2 separate regions of the Homo sapiens genome follow, and region 2 is linked to region 1. The links are chromatin loops, found by intact Hi-C in ENCODE. Cell type or tissue: psoas muscle. All regions are shown on one strand. Links, peaks and the distances in the headings refer to the core of each region. The heading gives the core; the rest is flanking DNA.

Region 1 (2,813 bases), core at 28-2,527:
ATGTCATTGGAGTAATTGGAAATTTGGTGCCAGTTAACTCAGGTTTCCACATGTAATTCCTTATGTTAGCAGCCTAACAAATGAAACTTGGCCCTTTTCCCATTCAACATAAGGAATAAGTCTCTTATTTTAAATTTGAAACTGTGGCAAGAAACTACCTTCTAGAAACAGAGAATCTTGATAACTGGGAGACATGTATTTTGGTGAGAACAAGCTAAAGCATCATCCTTGGAATAATAGGTATTTCATATTCTTGAAGATGGGAGTTAGTAATAGGTGAGGATACGTAAGCTTGGAGTATGGTGGTTGGGGCAATGCCGAGCAGCACAATCCTAGAGCAAGCGAAAGAGAGCAAGAGCCCACAAAAGTGGTTGGAGGGAGTGAGATCTGGGAGGGATAAGGGTGCGGGACAAAGAGAGTAGGATGCTTTGAAAGGGAACAAGAAGGGAGACTTAGCAGCTGACAGGCCTGCTCACAAGGCCCGGGAGACTGATTGTCGATTGGGGATATTCGACAGAAATGCCGTGAGCTGTAAAACCTCATATTCCCTACAGCCCCTAGGCCCACTTGTCTTTCTGCTAAATTATCTTTAAACTCTTTCTCATTCTTGCTAGATAGAGTTTTAGTTTTGGAAAAAGGAATACAAAGATAGTTAAAATGTTCATGATTGTTTTTTCCAACAGAACGCCAGTTTTCCCATTTCTACCAAAAACATGTTGAATAAACATTCTAAGCATGTTCTTTTAAAGGGGTACCACACACTTACCTGCCCAGGGTGCCCACACGGTATGGTCTGATCTTGGTGCCAGGAACTGCATGGGGCTATGTGCATCTCATTTGAGGTACAGTTACTGATATTAAGTGAGGGCCAATGAATCCTCAAGATCTTACCGTGGGGGCTGCATTTGATAAAGGCAAGGGAAGGCAAGGAGAAACTGAGTATAGGAGCAAGAAACTGGATGCTGTGGTTTAAGGACCATATCAGGAAGGAGAGGCTAGGCTCCAAAACAGTAATTGCAGGGTCAGTGCTGATTCATAACTTTGTAAATCTTTTACACCTGCAATTGTGAGGCCCACGCTCCATGAGGAAGAAGGTTGGCCAAGATTTACAAATGTTGATAAACCTAAAAAAGCATTTCTACTCTACCTACAGAGGCTAGGACTGAGAAGTCACTGCTCTTGGCAAATAAGCGATTGGTAATCTGTGTAAGAGAAATTACCAGGAGGGGCAGAAACTGGGACATGTGGAGAGCTGGACAGAAGTGGGTTGAAAAGTGAATACTCAGTGAGGAAATAGGGCTGACCAGAAGGTTTGGTGTTAAAGGAAAGCAGAGAGAATCTGTGATGGCTTTGCAGGTAAGTAAGATAGGCATGAATCTTTTTTTCCAAAAGAAAGAATCTGGAGTTATATTAACCTACAGATGGGTGTTGGTGGCATGCTTCTATTTGACATTTTCTCCTCTCAGCAGCAGAGGGAGGTAGAGAGTAAAAAAAATGATGTGGATTGAGCCCTATAGGAATACAAAGGGCTCCAAAATGGAAGGTATTTATCATAAGGAAATAATTTGAAAATCTCAAGAGCTAACAGGCAGCTCTATAGAATCTCTGCTATTTAGGAGGCAGAAAGACATAACTCGAGTCTAGGGGAAGATGAGATAACATGGGATAAAGAAAGAGATTTGCATTTTAAAAAGACTACGCATATTAAAGTGGCCTTTTCTGATCCTTCTTTAGCATGTCGATGTAGGATCTTATGTAAATATGGGACTTGAGTTTGAGGTCTGGCTTTGTGCATTTTGGATAAACTGCTTTTCCCTAGACCTCAGGAATGAGGGTGACAAAACACCAGGTGGGAACAGAGAAGGAAACAAACCATAACAAAAGTTGCCGCTCCAGAGAATGGAACCTTGCCCTCAACAGCACCGGAGTCTCTCCCTTCCAGTTGAGCCCTTTACCACTTTTTCAAAAAGCCATTTTGAAATGTGGAAGTGAATGCTGAAGTACATGAAGCCACAGTTATTGCTGTGTTTAGGGGGCCATGTCACTGCTGGGCAGACTGTTAGCATATAACTTCAGCATCTCAAAGCACCTAGCAGTCCCTGAAAGGCTGCTAATGCCTGGAGGCAGGCACTCACTTCATTTCAATAGACTTCCCATTCCTGAACCACTTAGAGATGGGGGAAGCCTTTCTTGAATGACTTACTGCATTTTCAGAGAATATGGCCAGGGAACAACTAAGTTACTTTCCTTCATAATCTGATTCAGTCTATATATATTCCAGCAAAATTCTGGCTATCAGCCTTCTAATGTGGTCCTGAAACTGTGTGTGTGTGTGCATGTAAGAGACCGAGAGAGGCTGTTTTCTATCGAAAAGTTCAAACTATCATGTACTTATTTTATCCAGTAATTCAATTTTTTCACCTTTGACTAAACCATCTCAGAATTGCCTGTCTTGCAGTTCTTTAGCTTTTGCTTACCTGGTTCACAATTCAGTGTTAAACAGGAAATGGAGAAACAGGCACCAAGAAGAAAGGAGAGAGATGAGGCGTTCTATGAACATCTGTCCCTGATGAATTCCAAGGAAAGACGGGCCCACTCATGAGAGATCTACTACCCCCCGCAACCCATGTATTCTAGGATCCACGCAGCTCTTTTCAGGTGCTTGTTATTTTGTGGCCATGGTAGCATATTTTGAAAACTCATACCATTGTTGTAAGATTCACATGTAAATCTGAAATCTATTATTTGGTGAATAACAGTACGACAGTACAAGGAAGCATGAGAAGAGAGAGGGAATCACTTTTGGAACTTGG
Region 2 (2,813 bases), core at 249-2,748, 79 kb after region 1:
AAATGTCTTCTTTTGAGAAGTGTCTGTTCATGTCCTTTACCCACTTTTTGATGGGGTTGTTTGTTTTTTTCTTGTAAATTTGAGTTCATTGTAGATTCTGGATATTAGCCCTTTGTCAGATGAGTAGATTGCAAAAATTTTCTGCCAATCTGTAGGTTGCCTGTTCACTCTGATGGTAGTTTCTTTTGCTGTGCAGAAGCTCTTTAGTTTAATTAGATCCCATTTGTCAATTTTGGCTTTTGTTGCCATTGCTTTTGGTGTTTTAGACATGAAGTCCTTGCCCATGCCTATGTCCTGAGTGGTATTGCCTAGCTTTTCTTCTAGGGTTTTTGTGGTTTTAGGTCTAACATTTAAGTCTTTAATCCATCTTGAATTAATTTTTGTATAAGGTGCAAGGAAGGGATCCAGTTTCAGCTTTCTACATATGGCTAGCCAGTTTTCCCAGCACCATTTATTAAATAGGGAATCGTTTCCCCTCTTTTCTTGTTTTTGTCAGGTTTATCAAAGATCAGATGGTTGTAGATATGTGGCATTATTTCTGAGGGCTCTGTTCTGTTCCATTGATCTATATCTCTGTTTTGGTACCAGTACCATGCTGTTTTGGTTACTGTAGCCTTGTAGTATAGTTTGAAGTCAGGTAGCATGATGCTTCCAGCTTTGTTCTTTTGGCTTAGGATTGACTTGGCAATGTGGGCTCTTTTTTGGTTCCATATGAACTTTAAAGTAGTTTTTTCCAATAACAGAAAGCAGTTTTTTTAGTGACTCAGTTCCCAAGCTTAGCTTTTCTTTTGGCTTAGTCAGTTTGGGGTCCAGAGATTCCATTTTTGTTTCACAGCACTTATTTTGTGCCTAGCAGTGTGCTAGACATCATGGGTGATACCAAAGAAGCATAAAACTTGGTCCCTGACCCCAGCAGCCCACAACTTAGTTGAACACGGAAAACAATCAAGGGCATCTTCTGCTCAAAGGAAATGAAGATTGAATAACATGGGTGGAAGTAGTCAGAAAATGCATTATGGAGAGAAGGGAACTTAAACTTTTGAAACAGAAGCAGGATTTAGAAGGACTACATCCTTTACCTTTGCCTTATTGGCCCTAAACTTTATCTTAAAATAACCAGTCCAGCCTCCTGGCTCTTTTTGGCAAGCTGAGAATCTGGTGAAGAAGCCAATATGAAAATATTCTGTTTCTACAACATCTCAATAGGGTCTTTACACTCAGGTGATAAAGGGGATGAGAATGAACAGTAAGTGTGGCCAGTTCCTCTATCCAGTGACACAAGCAAAGTCACAAGTAATAGAAAATGAAACAATCACTACAATTTGGTCTTCTGGTGGTTGAATTCCATGACCCACATGAAATAACCACCTAACTCCTGGGTTTGGCAGGTGTCTTCTGGGCTGATTCCCTGAAAAACAACCAAAATTTAAAGAAAATCTCTGAGTGTCATCAACATTAAGCTATGCTCCATGTGGCCACCTTGATAAGAGTTTGATTTTCTCTGAGTCTTGAGAAAATTTTTATGATAAATGGAAGACAATCTTATCCAATACTAAAGTTTTTTTTCGATTCAGTGTTTGAAAAATATGAGAATGAAAATCTTCTATTTCTTTAAAGAAATAAATGTATTAAACATTGAATTTATATCTATTAAGTAAACATTGAATGCCTACAACACATAAAAAAAGCACTGAGGACCTGACAGAGGTGAGGGAGAATACCAAGATAAATATAGTAATTCCTCTTCTTAAATATATTGTACTCTGGTGGGGAAGGCATAACCATAGAGAACACAGCCTCCTACAGGGGAGTTGAGGTTGGTGCAGGACTGAGGGAGAATCACACTGAACAGAGATCTGAGGAAGTTTACCTTCAGGGTTCTAAATTAAAATGTTTCTTTAATGATATACATTTTATTTTTTAACTTTTTTTTTTGTTTTTTGAGATGGAATCTTGCTCTGTCACCAAGGCTAGTGTGTAGTGGCATAATCATGGCCCACTGCAGCCTCAACTTCCTGGTCTCCAGTGATCCTGCCACCTCAGCCTCCCGGGTAGCTGGGATCACAGGCGCTTGCCACCATACTTGGCTAATTTTTGTATTTTTGGTAGAGACAGGGTTTTGCTGTGTTGGCCAGGGTGGTCTCGAACTCCTAAGCCCAAGCAATCCACCTGCCTCAGCCTCCCAAAGTGCTGCGATTATAGGCGTGAGCTACCATGCCTAGCCATGGTGTTTAAATTTTGTCTCAGCATCGTGGATCAAGTTTGTTCTAATGAAGTGTCAGATCAGAAGAAAAGAACCAAAGTCTATGAATCAAGGCCACCCATAATTTTGCATTCTTGGCTGGGCGCGGTGGCTCACGCCTGTAATCCCAGCACTTTGAGGGGCCAAGGCAGGCGGATCACAAGGTCAGGAGATCGAGACCATCCTGGCTAACATGGTGAAACCCCGTCTCTACTAAATAATATACAAAAAATTAGCCGGGCGTGGCAGCGGGCACCTGTAGTCCCGGCTACTTGGGAGGCTGAGGCAGGAGAATGGCATGAACCCGGGAGCTGGAGCTTGCAGTGAGCAGAGATCGTGCCACTACACTCCAGCCTGGGCGACAGAGCGAGACTCTGTCTCAAAAAAAAAAAAAATTGCATTCTCAGGAAGTTTGCCAGAGTCCCAGTGGTTCAGCTGTGTATGATTGAGCACATTGTTGTTGATGAGGAATGTTTAGTTATTTATTTTTGGTTAAGCAGTTTGTCGTGTTTTTCTGACATGTTGCAGAGATTTAAAATGAGTTTTCTTTGGGCCTGGGACAAATTCTGAG

What was found. Peaks named below come from ENCODE experiments on the same cell type or tissue, not always from the same donor. Only the 100,000 strongest peaks of a DNase experiment are listed, where the experiment ranks them.
Region 2: it touches region 1 in a loop (3-fold over the local background); 67 of 110 quality-filtered maps call a loop at or near these places.

Annotation. Positions count from the first base shown.
Region 1 is chr1:89,597,885-89,600,697 of GRCh38, reverse strand. No RefSeq gene overlaps it. Among named protein-coding and RNA genes, the nearest start is that of LRRC8C-DT, 34 kb to the left of the region's middle. RefSeq lists an enhancer at 1,979-2,495. In psoas muscle, for the core only: a CTCF peak has its summit at 1,474 (motif pointing right); no DNase peak of the experiment used is centred there.
Region 2 is chr1:89,518,975-89,521,787 of GRCh38, reverse strand. No RefSeq gene overlaps it. Among named protein-coding and RNA genes, the nearest start is that of LRRC8B, 4.4 kb to the left of the region's middle. In psoas muscle, for the core only: a CTCF peak has its summit at 1,794; no DNase peak of the experiment used is centred there; H3K27ac peaks cover 115 bases.